Linked DNA regions of Homo sapiens: region 2 is linked to region 1. The links are chromatin contacts, found by Hi-C or POLR2A ChIA-PET in ENCODE. All regions are on one chromosome and are shown on one strand. Each heading gives the region's core, a stretch centred on a gene start or an enhancer-like site at or near the end of the contact. The rest is flanking DNA. Distances are from core to core; before and after follow the strand shown.

Region 1 (7,725 bases), core at 3,487-5,986:
TGATTAGGAAAAGTCTGCATACTGTACTTTCTGTCCACAGTCTTTCCTTTCCATGTTAAAAGGCTCCCAACACGACTCTGCAGCCTTGCTGTCCATTTAGATGTGGGGGGAAGAAAAACTGACAGGCTTAATCCAAAAGACAGATAAGCAAATTTTCTTTCTTTCTTTCTTTCTTTTTTTTTTTTTTTTTTTTTTTTTGAGATGGAGTCTCTCGCACTTTTGCCCAGGCTTGGGGTGCAGTGGTGCGATCTAGACTCACTGCAAGCTCTGCCTCCTGGGTTCATGCCATTGTCCTGCCTCAGCCTCCCGTGTAGCTGGGACTACAGGCGCCCGCCACCAAGTCCGGCTAATTTTTTGTATTTTTAATAGAGATGGGGTTTCACCGTGTTAGCCAGGGTGGTCTCGATATCCTGACCTCGTGATCTGCCCGCCTCGGCCTCCCAAAGTGCAGGGATTAGAAGTGTGAGCCACTGCGCCAGGCCCAGATAAGCAAATTTTCTATGCTAACATTTTAAGAGACATCTTGTTTTGTCCAGCAATAATGATAATACCCTCTGTTCACTTGGCACCTTAGAGTTTGTAAAGTGCTTTGACATTATCAGACAAAATATGTATATGTAATTAAAGCTTTTAAAGAGAACAGACCCCTTTACCTGCTCTTTTCCTTCCTAGAGTGGAAATAATTCAAAGGCTAATGCTTTTGTGATTTGAGTCTTAAGAATAATTTCCTGTTAAAATGTAGCCTGTAATTGCGTATGTGCTCCCTTCTCCTCTTCAGCCTGTGGGGGATAGATGTTTCTCATCAACACTTGGGAATATGTGTGTATAATGTATATACAGGTTATACATATACATATATGCTCATACACTTGCTTCATTTTTCATCTGTAACATGGGGGTACTTGCCCCACCTACTTTTTGAGATCCTTAAGCGTTCGTTTCAAATGTGCTTTACTTGAATGATACTAAGACAACTTGCAAAGCGGGAAGTCTGACAAAAGTAGGAGTAAGAGGAAGCTCTATGCTGGGTGAGATGGTGAGGTCATCAATCTAAGCATATTGACCCCTTTCTCTGTTAGGGGGTTGTTCGAAATTGGGTGTATGTGCCTGATGTGGATATAAGTGGATAAGGTCTGAGGCTAAGAAGGGCCTTACCTGTTCTATAGTGTCTAGCATTAACTTTTTTGAAAAACATTATTAACTCTTATATACATTCTTATGTAGCAGATTAACAAGACATTTCCTTGAGATACTTCTCGCCCTTAGCAACCCTTTCCTCACTTTGGAATCACTGAATAAAAATAACACTTGCATTGAATGTAAATTCTCCCCCTCCCCCACTTTTTTTTCTTGAAATGTAGTAAATAACCAGGAACTTAATTACCATAAAAAGTCACAGATGTACCTAGGTGTGTTTTGTTCTAGCTGGGATGTCGGTTTTTAAAGAAAGCTGTCTTTGGGGGAGCAAGAGGCAGAGGTGGACCAAAGGAAATAAAGTTACTATCTTAGGGTGTGAATCTTGTTTTTTTAAGATGCCTCAAATTTCCATAGTAAATAAAACATAGTTGTGTCTCTAAATCACAAGTATACATGTCTTGGGAATCTCAGGACGTTACACATCAACAGAAAAGAAAAACACATTTCATAGGTGAATACCAGTAATTGAGATGATCCACAGTTCAGAGCAGAAGGAAGCTGTCTGTATTGATCAAGGTTTTTAGACTCCTTGTTTTGCTCTCCACAATACATCAATGAATTCTAAGATATTTATGTGCCCTGGGATGGCATCCCTTTATTTGTAGCCTCCTAATGTTACTAAGGAAATAAATCTTGTTGGTTGACATTTTAGATGCCTTTTTTTTTTTTTTTTTTTTTTTGGTGTAAGCTGCTTGAGGTTAAACAGTGTAGCATTTGGTTTTCTATCTCTAAGTCCTGCTAAATAACAGTGAAAAATAAAATGTTAACCTCACTGGCCAGGAGGAGTGTTGTGGCCTTTATAACATTTGTGAGTTAAAAAACATTATTTTTGTCCATAAACCTTCCTTGTCTTTTATTTTCCCTTTAAGATTAGTCATTCTTTCTGCTTTGGAGTTTGTACATGACAGAGTATTTTAGTGTCTGTATCCAACAGAGGAGCTATGTTTTTAACCTACCTAATGAAAACACTCAACTACTGGGATTAATTTGAGGATTTCCAATCAGCCTTTCACAATTTGTACTACCCTGAGGGGGTTCCTGATAGCTGTGACTTTTGTAGAAGAATGTGAAGTTAATCCAATTTCTGTGTTGATTACTATGTTAACTGTCTTAATTTAGCAATTCAGATTAATCTGCCTATACCAAACAAAACCTCTGCCACAAAACTGAGGGAGTAGTTGATTTTATTCTTGTTGTACTCATATCCCTTTTTAGATTCTATTGCCAAATAATGGCATGGAAATTAATTGGGTCCACTTAGGTTGGAATGAAAGAATGGGGTTGGAATGATTCATCACCAGAAGGTAATGATTTAGTGTATTCCAGCCTATAACCAAGACAGAGTTATCTCATGGCTTAACCTTTACTATTGTAGAGGTATATAAATGACCCTGTTGAAAAATACAGATTTTAAAGTTTACTCCCATTTTACAAAATGTGACTTAATCTAATCTTCATCCACTTTGTTTTTAAACTTTTGGGGAGAGCTTTGAGCTATTTTACTTTGAATTCTGAAAGTTTTAAGGGGGCTCACATAGATTACAAATCAATTTTCTGATATACTATGTTTAGTAGTAGTTGCATGTTTTAAGCTACTGATTTGTGATTTTATATTTGCTCCTAAATGAATCAGTTGATTCTTTAAGAAGCTGGCAGTGGATTCATTTAGTAGCAAATATAAAGTGAATAGTGAATATCCAACCATAAAGTGAATAACTCTGGATTTAATATTTATAAAGTCAAAATTTTTGTATGTTGGGTTTCCTATATATATCTATATATAGATTTATATATATATCCTTATTTTCTTTTAAGGCACAACTGTCCATAAAATCTCTTCCTTTGCTTATTCATCTTGTGTTCTTAGTGTCCAGAGCATAGTAAATGTTTTGGTGGTTTGTAGGAATGTGAGCAGTTAGTATCTAAACCAGTTTTTTGACAATGGATTTCAACAGTGTACTGATGTAATTAAAATGTAGCACCTTAATAATGTGTTTTCTTCTGGGTATATCCAGAATCTGATGACTTCTCCCCAACTTCACCCTGGTGGGAGTCACTGTCATCCTGCACCTGAATTGCTGCAGTTGCTTCTTGACTGGTCTGTTTCCAAACTCACTGAGTCTTCCTGCACACCCACACACAATTTATTTTCACAGTAGCCACATGCTACTCTTTTGCTGAAAACCTTTTATAGTTTCCTTTTTTGTTATGGTGGCCTTCAAGGCCCTATGTGTTCCGGCCTCATTACCTCTTAGACTCATCTCCTCCTACTCTCCCTGTTATCTCCTTGTCATTCTGCACAGCAGACAAGCTTTGCACTGGCAGGTCTCTGCCTAGAATCTTTTCTTCTAGATATCTCCATGGGGGCTGTCTTTACTTCCTGTTAGACCTCTAACAAATTACTTTAAATTTACTGGCTTAAAACAATACAAGATTTATTGTCTTAAAATTCCGAAGAACATCAGAAGTCCAAAGTGGTTCTCAGTGGGCTAAGATTAAAGTGTTGGCAGGGCTGCATTCCTCCCAGAGTCTTTATGAGAGATTGTTTCCTTGCCTTTTGCAGCTCCTAGAGGCTGCTTATATTCCTTGGCTGGTGGCCCCATTTAAAGCCAGCAATGTCCTTTCGATTTCTTCTCATGCTTCATCACCCTGACAGTCTCACCTTCCTCTTTCACTTATAAGGAACCTTGTAATTACCTTAGGCCCACCTCAGTAACCAAGGATAATCTCCCTTTCTCAAGGTGAGCTGATTAGCAGCTTTAATTCTACAATCTTAATTCCCCCTTGTCATGTAACATAACATATTCACACTTCTGGGAGTAGGATGTAGACATTGAGGGGAAGGGGATTTTTCTTCCTATCACAGCAGCCAGCCCATATCTCCTTCAAACCTTGGTTCAAAGCTCACCTTTTCATTGAGGCCTGCTTGTTTAATGCTGGAAACTACCCGTCTTCATCTCCACATTTTCAACCCCCCTTATTCTTCTCTATATGTATTCCACAGCACTCTTACTTATTGCTGATGTACTGTTTTCTTCTATGTGTTCATACTTGTATATGTTCTGCACACACCATCCACAGCAAATCAGCACTCCAAGATGCTTCTTCATTGCTGTACCTCAGGACTCTCCTGAATTCGTGGGAGCTGCATGGAGATGTTCGTTGAATGGATGAATGAACAAAACATGAAACTTAAGCAGATCTTTTTCGCCAGATCTTTACTTTCCCATTGCTCAAACTGGATACCTGTAATGGACTTAGACTGAAGAGAAGGACTTGGGACCCTAAACTCATTATCTTACCTCTCTAACCTCAAAGCTTTTGAACCTGCCAGCTCTGAAACTACAAAACCTCAGAAAGACTGGCATGAAGGAGACTGTGTACTTTGTCCGTAGAAGTCATAAAGGGCCAAGAGACAGAAAAACGTTAGTGTTTGCTGCCAAAGAACATTCTCCTTATGACGCGTGCAGCTGTTCAGTGCATTGTCTCTGCAAGTTCTTGGGCCGTTGTTAGCCCCAAGGCTGAAAATGTGGGTTTGAGGAATTCGTAGAGCTAGTGAGACAGCTAACATGGTATGTGGGTGGGCTGGAGAATTGACAAGGATTCTAGATTGAATAAATCCTTTGACATTTAAAGCTACAAACCTTTATTTTAGGAATCACAAAGCAAAGAGAGTTAAAGAAAACAAACTAATGGCTTGTTCCTGTAACTGACATTGTTAGCCTTGTGATTTTAGCACTTGGTTGACTATTCTCTTGCTTAATTAAGTGAAACCACAAACATATCCTGAAAATACCACTTAGTGATTTGAATGGGAAAGATAAAGCATTTGCTATAGGAATGGTGTGTGTCGGGCAGATGATCCCTTTGACTGCCTACCCAGCTGTCATCTATAAGCTCATATGACTTATTTCACCAATTTTGGAGTGCTTTTGTCCCTGCTGCAAGTTCCCCAAAGGATGGTGTGGTAAAGGTTGTGATGCCTGGTTTTGTTTTTTGTTTGTTTGTTTGTGTTTTGTATGTTTGGCTCTAAAACTTTAGAGACAAATGTCTTCTGTTCATCTGTAACTTGGCATTTAGGGAGAGGTTTGATGTGGTCAGAAGGAAGGCCTTTGTACTGGGCTGATTCTGTCCTGGTGTGCTGTGTTTGAATACTCAGGGTATTCAAAGCTTCTAGTTGCAAATAAGTGTAGAGACCAAGTTCACTCTGTTTAGGCTGGACCTTTCCAGCCTGAGAGATAAGCTTGTCTTTGCCTCTAGCCATGATTCTTTTAAGAGATGTTATCGTTTCTGTTTGCCTAAACTTTTCTAGTTAGTATGAAGATCACTGGTGATCCACGACTTAATCATGATGTGCTTCTAAATGCCTTCTTCAAGATCTGTTTAATTTTCCTGCATTTACCTTTGATTTTGCCATTTTCCTGAAGTTGGACCCAAATTCCACATGCCCATATCCATAACCCTGCTGGCCAGAGGCTTGGATTTGTCTTGTCTTCCAGGGTTTTGTAGTTAGTGTGATAGATTGTTGAAATAAAAATACACAACTTTTCACAAAGGTAGATGGTTTCCTTTTACCATATAATAGGAATTTAGATTTCAGTGGGTGAGGGTGGCTGATGGAGTGCGTCAAAACTTGAAAATATGCTTTCATAATTACTTCTGGTTTGAAATACTTGGTGGGATAGAAAAACAAGTTAGAGCCACTCATGATTATTTGTGTTTCCAATTTATAGTTTAAATGTATTTGTAAAAAGTAAAAAAAAAAAAAAAAGTTACCTAGTTTGTACACATTTAGGGAGGGATTTGCTCTTTCAGTCTCCAATTTTTAAGAAACTGTTCTTGCCCTTTGCTTTTTCAATGCTTAGTTTGTACAAACCCCTGAAATGGAGATGGGGTGGGTTTGGATGGAGCCTTGAATAAGGGAGATGGGACTGCATAAACAAAGCTAGAAGAGTGAAGGTACTGGACTGTTTGAGGGACAAGGAGTAGTTCAGATCTTAAGGTGCTTGAATAAGTGGGCTGATAAAAGTAGTTGTACAGGATTTCTGTTGATACCTAGTAGTTTACACTTCATTTGATAGGCAGCAGGGAGCTGTGGGAGGGTTTAGAAAGTCTACCTGGGAACATTGTTAAGGTAGATTAGGATGAGGAGAGAGGGACCTTTTGGAGGCTTTAATTTGCTGGTCCTGAAGAAGATGAGAGCCCAGGTCAGGATGTTGACCATGGCAATGGAGTGGCTGGAGCAACAGGCGCAGCCTCACCAGGGGTCATTGTATTGGCCCTTTCAGCAGCCCTGCTATGACTTTAACCCGCAGAAGTCTGGTCCCTAAATCAGGTGGTTTCTAGGCTATGGAACCTTTTTCCCTCCTCGCAACATTATACTGAGTGAACTTAATAACAACTCTCAGAATATAGTTAGGATATATTTATTTACTTATTTTGGAGACAGAGTCTCTCACTGTCACCCAGGATGGAGTGAAGTGGTGTGATCTCTGCTGACTGCAACCTCCCCCTCCTGGGTTCAAGCCATTCTCCTGCCTCAGCGTCCTGAGTAGCTGGGACTACAGACCACGCCCAGCTAATATTTTGTATTTTTAGTAGAGGTGGGGTTTCACCATGTTGCCCAGGCTGGTCTTGAACTTCTGACCTCAAGTGGTCCACCTACCTCAGCCTCCCAAAGTGCTGGGATTACAGACGTGAGCCGCCGAGTCTGGCCTATTTAAGATGCTTTTGATTAACTACCTGGTTTAGTGGCTGTCTGCAAGAGGTTTGAAAATAGTGAAGAAGCTGATTACCTTAGTTTGCAGAATTTTTTAATTGTAAGATTAGAAAATATAGACTGCTTTTCTCTCATGTGACCAGGAAACTATTGGATCAGTTTGACTTCTCAAATTCTTAACTCTTCCCAGATATGAGATATAAAGCATTTATTTTCTAAATTCCACTATTGTGAAAACAGTAGATGTTAAAATTCATAAAGGATTATTTAAATAAAAAGTTTAGAAGTCTTTATGGCTTTTTGGAAGTACCTGTGTGTATAAAAGTAGAGACAATCTTCTATTTCCCAATAAAACCTACGCTTTCACCATAGTAACAGCCATTTTACCTTGGAGCCCAGTGAAAGTTTAGAATATTCTAGATTCATCTATGCTAAAGTGCCTTTTCGTAAATTATTACTTGGATAATAACAGGAGGAAAAGCAGTCTGAATTGGCACAAGTGATGTCTAAATTAAGAGGAGAATATATATTGAAACATTATTTTTTTAAGCCTTAAAATTAATGGCTCTGTTTCACTGGAATATGGCCTTTTTTTTCTTTCCGAAGAGTTTCAGAGCCAGTGGAATCTATAAATAGTACACAGCCCAGTTGTCTGTGGTAGATTGAGTAGAGCAGAATTGCCTGTCCTTAAGTGAAGGGGAAGTAGCTTTACATTTTTAGTAACTGAATTGTTGGCCAGCATAAAGGTAAGGGCCATGTGAGCAACTTATTTATAACTTCCCATAAAGGTATGTGTCTGCCTCAAGCGG
Region 2 (7,852 bases), core at 4,887-7,386, 57 kb before region 1:
TGTGTTAGAGTACATACCTGGGATTTTTTTTTGTTTCCTGTATTATCCTATAGTAATTACCTGGGTAAAGGGAGGAGGGAGTTGAAAAATAACTGTTATTCCTGTAAGTAGCTATGTAGATTCTTTCCTGTGGATGACAACTTCTTAGGCTATTCTAAAAATCATTCTGGAATCTCTCCCGTGGCCCTATCACTTCAGCCAAAAGGCCAGGTTAACTTCAATTTATGGTAACTCCTCTGTATCCGGTTGATCTGCTTTTCTTACAATGAAAGGAAAACTTTACAGTCCATTTGATATCCACTTCCTCTCACCCCTGCTCAGATAAAGACGGAATTCCCTTTTATACCAGATTGGTTTAAATTGTTCCTTGATCTCTTATCACACCAAACTTTACACAACTCCATACTGTACTTTTCAAATTGTTTATTCATAGTAGCTATGATTAGGAATCATGGCCAGATGCTGTGTCCCTTTTCCACTTCTCCTCACAGCTTCCCTTCCCCAAATAATTTTTAAGCCCCGTGGGCTTTTTCTTCTCTCTCACTGCCCCCTCCCACTACATTTTTTTTTTTTAAACAATATTCCATTCCAGGCGCCCCCTCTGCCTGCCGAAAGCATTTTAATGCAGTTTACTTCAGCGGTCTATCAGCAGACTGCTGCCTCTGCCACCTGAATTTCAATTTCTTAATTTACAGCCCAGATAGAATGGAGCAGGATCTGGGCTTCTCTCTACATTGGGTTGGCCTTATCAAGCGTGAAGTTTGGCGCATTGCAAACCTATTCAAGTGATTATCTGTTGAGGACCTCTCAAGCCATCTCCATCTCTGCAGCGGGCTGATAAGACAGCTGTTTCTCTAGCCGCTGTGTCTCCCCGGGCCTCAGTCTTCTTCTGATACAAACTCCGCCTTTGTCACCGTGGCCCGGTGCCGGCACTTGCTCTGTGGGACAAGGGTTTGATCTGAACACACGTGGGGGTAAAAGTGTGAGCGCGTGTGAGAGCCGAGGAGGGAGGAAGGAAGACGGGGAGGGCCAGGAGAGTGAGAGGGGGAGGAGGAGGGAAAGAGTTAGAGACCGGAGGGAGGTGGGGGGCAGGGCGGCGTGCGGAGCGCCCTGGATGGCTCTGATTGACTGGTTGCTCAGCCCGGTTTTATTATTTCAAATTAGACGTGCATCGCACACAAGTGGAAACATAAATCTTCAATATAAGAAAGAGCCTCCGAGCATCGGAAGCATAAAAACCGTTTCTTCCCAGGTCCCGGTAAAGGGGCCAGAGAAAAGACTGATTACTATCAGCTGAGACAGATGGTTTCCTTTAACTTTGGAAACTGTTATTTTTAATTGCTTGTATTAATTTTGCATGAGATGTATCGGCTCCAGGGGGAAGCTTAAAGAAGGCTGTTAGTATCCCTGAAAGAAACGGACATAAGTCTCTGATTTGCCCTTTTTCACCTCCGGGTTTTTTGGGGTTTTTTTTCCTTCACCCTCGCCTAGTCGCCTAGATTTTCCCTTTTTATGCTCAGGAAAAACGTGAGTTTATCCTCCTAAAAGTTGCTATTGAGTAAAAGAGGGGAAGGAAATCTGGGGACATTTGTGGGAGCGTCTACATAAAATAATCGTCGATCTGAGGCTGCAAATATATTTTCCTAGACACTCTGGGACATGTGCAACAGATCTTAGTCTGAATATCTGCAGGCAAATCATCTAAAGGAGAATGAACCTCATACATTGGTCCAGGAAAAAAAAAAAAAAGGTGTGTGTGTGTGTGTGTGTGTGTAAGTGGGGGGCTGGGAAGGGAGAACCAACCTAGGCTGGTCTCAAAGATTTACCGCGACACTAGTTACATTTTTTAAAAGAACATTTAAATGAACAATTCATGTGTCTTTAAGTGTAAACAGCAACCTCAGGATTCGGGGGGAATATTCCTTGAGTGTGCTCTCTTACTTTACAGTCTTTCCCCCTTGAACAGGAGTTTACAGACACAATGTAAAGAGAAAGTAAAGGATGTTTGAGATCCCGCTCACTGCCGCCCCTGGCACTGTCCCTAACGAAAGTGTTTGCAATGTAAAGAATCTTTCGCAAAATAGTCTTGGGAGTCACTCACCTTCCAGTAAAAGGCTTTACCCCTTTGCTAGGGGGTGGAGGGAGCAGGGAGAAGAACGGGGGGAGGGAGCAAGGGTGAGCAGGCAGGCATTTTTGCTGCAATTCCAGCTGGGATATTCGAGGATTAAAAACTCTGGAGCAGGTTTACCAGACTTTTCGAAGACTACCTGGATTTGCATTTATTTTTCATGAACACTCTGAAGAAAGGCGAGCTCACGCCGGCAAGGGAGTGTATGTAAAACAGGACAGTGGAAGGTGCACAGCGAGTTCGGGGCTCTAAGTCTCCTGACAGTTTGTCATGATGGCTGAGTCCTAAGAAATGCCAGCCTAATTCAAAATAAATGAGTTTCTGTGGAGTAGGACAGTCTTTTCCGCAAAGTCCCGTGGAATAAAACATTCCCAAGACACGCAGTTTCCGTGTCTCACAGAAAGGGACAGAAAACACCGTCTCAAGCTTTGCAAATCTTAATTTGAGGGCTGCTCGTCTCTGTCCATGGTGCTAATTCCTGCCTCTTTCTCTTGCGTGGTTGCCACGGTATAAATTCACACTGGTGTCAATTTTCACAACTTTTCCCCCCTTTCGGTGAAAGGCAAGTCCACATACTACTTTAGGAAGAATAAATAAAAGAGTAATCAGCAAGATATATGATATCTGTATTTCTCATGCAGACATTAAACTATCATATTTCCAATAGTATGAACCATAACCCCCTACTCCACCATACTAACACATAACATTTTTATTCATCTAAGAAGGTTTACTGTTGGAAATTACTGCCTTAAGCCAAACATTGTAAACTAATTTTAATAGTTTAACTTCTTTATTTACTTACAAAACGTTACAAGTAGTTTACAGTAACTTTTATTACAAAATGTAAAATCACTCCTTCCCTTGCTCCCAGGACCTCTAGTGTAAGGGAGTTATTTATCCTAAAAGACATTTTCCACAACAGCTTTGCATATTCTTATGAATAAATGTTCTCTTATATAGAAACTTCAGTAAAATAATTAAATTCATGACTTTTTCGGTTTTGAGAACTATTCTTTTGCAACTTTATCCACCTCACACTTTTGCTCCAAGTTCGCAGTCATTCCCTTCATCTCTCCCTTTTCTGCTGCAATTCAAAATAATGCCAGGAACTTGGAAGATATGTCAGAGTTCATATAACTTAATCATATTCAAATGTCTTTTAAATACTTTCTAATGCAAATTCAGATGTTGTGGATAATTCTTTTACCAAACTATGAGTGAAAAGGGGTTGATTGCATTTTTTGCTTATTCTTAAGTGAGATGTTTGCACATAGGCTTCATTAATTAATCATAGGATAGTATGTATTTGTTAATGTTTCAAGCTATGAGACATGAATTTCAAAGTGAAATCTACATCCAGATATCACTTGTTTTAAAGAGGCTGTAATCAATATTTTTTATTTTTAAAAGTTGAAAAAGTACATGTTGCTTATAATACATCTATCCATTTAAAAGTTTTAAAATGTAAAAACATCTGTTTTAATGAGGAAGTAAAATAATATTTTAAGATACTTTCACTTTTTAAATAATTTAAGTCCATCTCACCTACATAAAAAGACAACATGTTAGGGATGACAATACTTTGAATAATATTTTGTCACTATGCCCAAGCTGAAAAAAAACCATAAATACTGAATCTACAGAATTTAGCATTTTTCATTTGAATGAACAAGTTTACTATTTTCCATGTAATTTCTTTACATAATACACATGCTAGATTTTTATTACTCCATATCACTCCCAGCTTTTCACACCTGTCCCTATCATTTTGGGTTATCTACAGATATCACAGTTATCTACAAGTCTTTTTTTGTGGATATAAACATGCACCAAAAAAAGTATTAGTTTCCACCTAGTTAGAAGGCACTTATATAATTATAATGGTAAAGATTTACTTCAATGTACTGAAATTATATGGGCATATGCAACTAATTCAATATTAACCTACGAGCATGGTAAAAAGGAGGAAAGACAATTCACTGCCTAGGTAAGTCTGATGAAATCAAACAGTATTATACTTTCCCCAAATTGTATTCATTTAAAGGTTATTTCTCTGTATGGAGCTGGGGACAAGGGGAGGGGTTGAAGGAAGATGACTACAAACCCAATCTTCTGTTATTCATACATCTAGTCTAGATGGGGTGGAGTCTTCCTTTTCCCCCTTGACTCCATTTCTTCAAAGTGCTTTTCTTTCTTCTTGCTGTGAGTTTCACCCAGGTCTAGAGAATAGTTTTAAGTTGAAATTAAGACTCCAGAGGTTGTTATACAAAAACTGGGGGTGGAGGTTAAGGCATGATTTTATAAACACTAATTATAAGATAACATAGATTCAGGCCTTCTTTCTCAAGCCCCAGGTATTGTCATGCAAAGTAACAGAACTCGTATATTGTTATACAGGCTACACGGGAGATAAACAGGTCTGTTTTTCACCATTAATCATTTATCAACACTCAAGGACACTCTCAAAGAACACTGATTTACTGTATTCCTCACTTCAAAGTCATTTTGCTTTGGGATCTTCTGTCCCATTCCCCTCCATGACACCCTACCCTTTTGCAATCTCTAACTCTTACCTGTGTCTTCTTTTTCCGGCATTCTCAAAGATAGCGACTAGTTGTAAATATGTAAAGGAATCCCTTTCAAAAAGGCATGTGCCTCTGGTTAAGACACATTACATGTGTAATGTAATGTGTACATTACATTTACACATTCTGGTAAGAATGGTAAAAACTGTCTAGGAAGTTGGTGCTATCTTTCAAGATTGAAAAGAGAAATGCTGGCTGGAAAAGAACGTAGGTCAAATGAATATTGTGTCTACTTATACATCCAGACGATCCTGAGGACCTCACTTTCACTTAGAGGAAGAAACAATTATCATGCATAAAACTGTATTTTGGTCTCCTGAATGCTGTTAAAATATGGGGTTGTAATAAAGTAGTCTTCCTCTATGAAGCAGAAGCATTGATAGCACTTGGTCTTCTGGTTAAACTTCTTAAATCCTCACAGAAAGAGCCCTGATAAAGGTTCAACTATCTTTGCTGTCAGCAATACATGTGTGGTCCAAGGACTGTACCTGTCTGCAAATGCAGAGGAGTGGCTTGTTCCAGTTTTATATACAGCTGCTCTTTTTGAGAATCATTAGACACCTCGAAGTGAAGGACCTTAGCTCTACTCAATACCTCTTTTTCTGGATAGGATATTTATCCTACACTTTTCTATTCTAACATGAAGTGAAAGCCAATTCAAACCGTGCAGCTTTATTTGAGAGCATTTCTGACTTCATCTTTATCTTAAAAGGATGCTTTAAAAAGGGGTTCATGGGGACACATAAATCTGAAATATGCGTATATTAAAATAAAGACATACAATTACCTAACATCTAATACAAAATACAGTACTGAACACAAATCGAAAAAAGGCATGCGGGCAAATAATGGATGTACATTCATCCCTTTCACTCAGATCAAAGAGAGGGAGCTCTCAATGACTCATACATACCGGACAGAGTTAAATGTTATAAAGAAATATGCCACAGATGCAGCAGTGATGGCAAAGGAAATGAATCTTTCTGAAGCAGAAAGATTTAAGAGGAAAGGAGATCGTGCCATATCGCAAACTCTGATAGTACAGTTCCAACCCTCCCACGTTGCTCTCTCCACATTTCTTTTTGCTTCTTGCATTTCCCTTCGCCGCCAGTGTTAAGAGTGTACCTCCCCGCACAACTTACCTTGAAACGGGACTCCATTGAGCTCTCGAGAGTGACACAAGCCCATAGCCAATCGTCTCACGCGGCCCCGCCTGGGCGGCCTCAATGGAAGCGTGTGGACCAATCAGGATCCTGGGGCGATGAGCAAGTTACGTTGTGGCGCGATTCGGCGTATACTTCCGCGCGTGCTGCCCGGGATAGGAGCCTGGCAGAGCAGCTGCACACACGGCAGTGCGGAGGCAGAGAAGGGGTTGGTGATACGGTGCTATAAATCTGTGGTCCAGTCCACCTCCCTTTTAAGACGTCCTCCCCCCTATTTCTGTTCTTAGTTAGAGATGCAGCAGCTTACTCCTGTAGCGACCTACTAAAAAGCAACAAGGAGAAAGACATCGTCTTTTTGAAAAAACGTTCTTTCGTCTCTTTTCTTTGTTCCTTGGTTTGTTTTTCTTGCCCCTTTTTGTTTAGTTGAACGGCAATAGGAGGGTAGTCTCTCCGTCTTTTTAAACTCTTTTTTAAGTTTCCCCTCCCCTTTCATATTTTTTTTCGCCATTTCTTTTAGCATTGGACTTTGGGGTCGAAAGCGTTTCTTTTTATTTGCTTCTTTTAAGCCGAGCACAGTTTAGGTTTCGTGCTGTCTTAAGAGAACTATCCAGCAGCTTCTTGCTCATCCTTATTGGGAGAACTGCACCGTTACTTTAAAAACACACATACACAAAAACCTTAAGGGAGAAAGGTAAGTTTCGGTTTGGTTTCTTTAATCATTAGTTGCAGCGATGCGCTGGCAAACCCAGAAAACCTGTAAGTGAGCGGAATACAGAATATGAAGTTAATTGCACATGTTTGTCTCATTTCAAAGCTACTGTTCTGCTTTTTTAATTTTAAAGAGCTAGACTAAAAGACGGTGGACGCATGCTTAGCGTACTGAATATTCGTAAATGTCCATGGCAGAAACTTAAGTGGTAAATGTGGCCAGGGGGGAGTAGGGGTACAATGGGAGGTTAGATGTGGAGTGAGCTTCAAGATTGAGATCGGAAGTTCATTTCGTGGGGAGAGAGTGATAACTTGGGTGTTGGGGATGCATGCCTCTACTTTGGCTCAGCAACGGAAGGACGGGAGAGGCTTTACAATCATTAAGGGGAATCAGAAGCCTGGACTGGCAGATTAGACCAGCGAAAACCACAGGCTTAATTGCATTAACCAGATAGCATGTGCTGGGGAGATGGGATTGCCAGATGGAATTTAGATGCTGCACCAGGCAGCGAGTTGTAGTTGACTGAAAAAAGTACATGCCGCCTGAGGGCTGGGGCTGGGGCTGGGCTGAGGCTAGGGTTGTTAGAAGCTGTCAGAACTCATCATTGTATGCGGGCTCTGATTCACGGACTCCAATTATCATAATTCAGTTTTAAAAGAAGATAGCCAATTTGGGGCTGAATTCTTAAGCCTGTACCGGATATGAGATTCCCTTTGTTCAGAAAAGCGTAAATAAGATCCTTGGAGCTGTGTCTATGAAGTGCCGGCTGCTTGGGAGCCTCGCTGTGCTGGGCGCTGGGAAGTGGATTCCAAGCCCTGTCCTTGGTCCTACGCGGCTGACTTCGCCTTCGGGGAGAGGGGGAACCCCTCTGCAGCCGCGAGGCTTCGCAGCCACCCCAGGAGCCAACTCGGCCACGTAGCCCTCACCCCCTCCTTACCGCCCCCACTTCCTCGAATAGCTATTGTTAAATTGACGCCAGGAGAAAGATGGTTGGGGATGACAAGCTGGGCAGATAGGCACACGCTTCATTTTAACTTTTGTGATTTCTCAGGGTTTAGGAGAAATCATTTGGCTTTCTACTGCCAAAGAGAGGATCCAGGGTAGATGTGGGAAAGGGGGAGGATGTTCGTGGGCCGGGGAGGGCGGAAGGGGTGGTGGTGGTGGAACAAGCTGCTGGCTTTCCTAAGAGAAGTTTAAATTATTGGCACGAGGGGGTGTGGGTGAGTGTGTGCGTGAGAGCGCTCATGTGGTGCTCGAGAGGCAG

What was found. Hi-C counts contacts between places; a loop is a spot of excess contacts on that map. ChIA-PET counts read pairs that join two places held with the same protein, here RNA polymerase II (POLR2A). Pooled maps may share reads with other maps.
Region 2: a loop to region 1 is called in a pooled map, with 2.8 times the contacts of the local background. The contact joins the promoter of ELAVL2 here to the enhancer-like site in region 1. A Hi-C loop is called at or near these places in 3 of 168 maps with a recorded cell type or tissue (MCF 10A, heart right ventricle and mammary epithelial cell) and 1 of 50 pooled maps. POLR2A ChIA-PET finds 5 or more read pairs at or near these places in 4 of 52 experiments (GM12878, HEK293, MCF 10A and 1 more).

Annotation. Positions count from the first base shown.
Region 1 is chr9:23,766,687-23,774,411 of GRCh38, reverse strand. All of the region lies in intron 1 of ELAVL2 (ELAV like RNA binding protein 2), which reads left to right. Among named protein-coding and RNA genes, the nearest start is that of ELAVL2, 56 kb to the left of the region's middle. Within about 2 kb of position 4,736, at least 2 of the 41 ENCODE cell types and tissues checked have a DNase peak (open chromatin) inside an H3K27ac peak, as active enhancers do; they include mammary epithelial cell, where a contact is called at or near this core.
Region 2 is chr9:23,824,524-23,832,375 of GRCh38, reverse strand. It overlaps ELAVL2 (ELAV like RNA binding protein 2), which reads left to right and starts at 6,136. Exons shown (of 7, transcript NM_004432.5): 1 at 6,136-6,570. LOC105375992 (a long non-coding RNA gene) reads right to left here and starts at 5,948. Exons shown (of 3, transcript XR_929519.3): 1 at 5,859-5,948; 2 at 4,236-4,350; 3 at 2,254-2,703. RefSeq lists an enhancer at 546-1,048.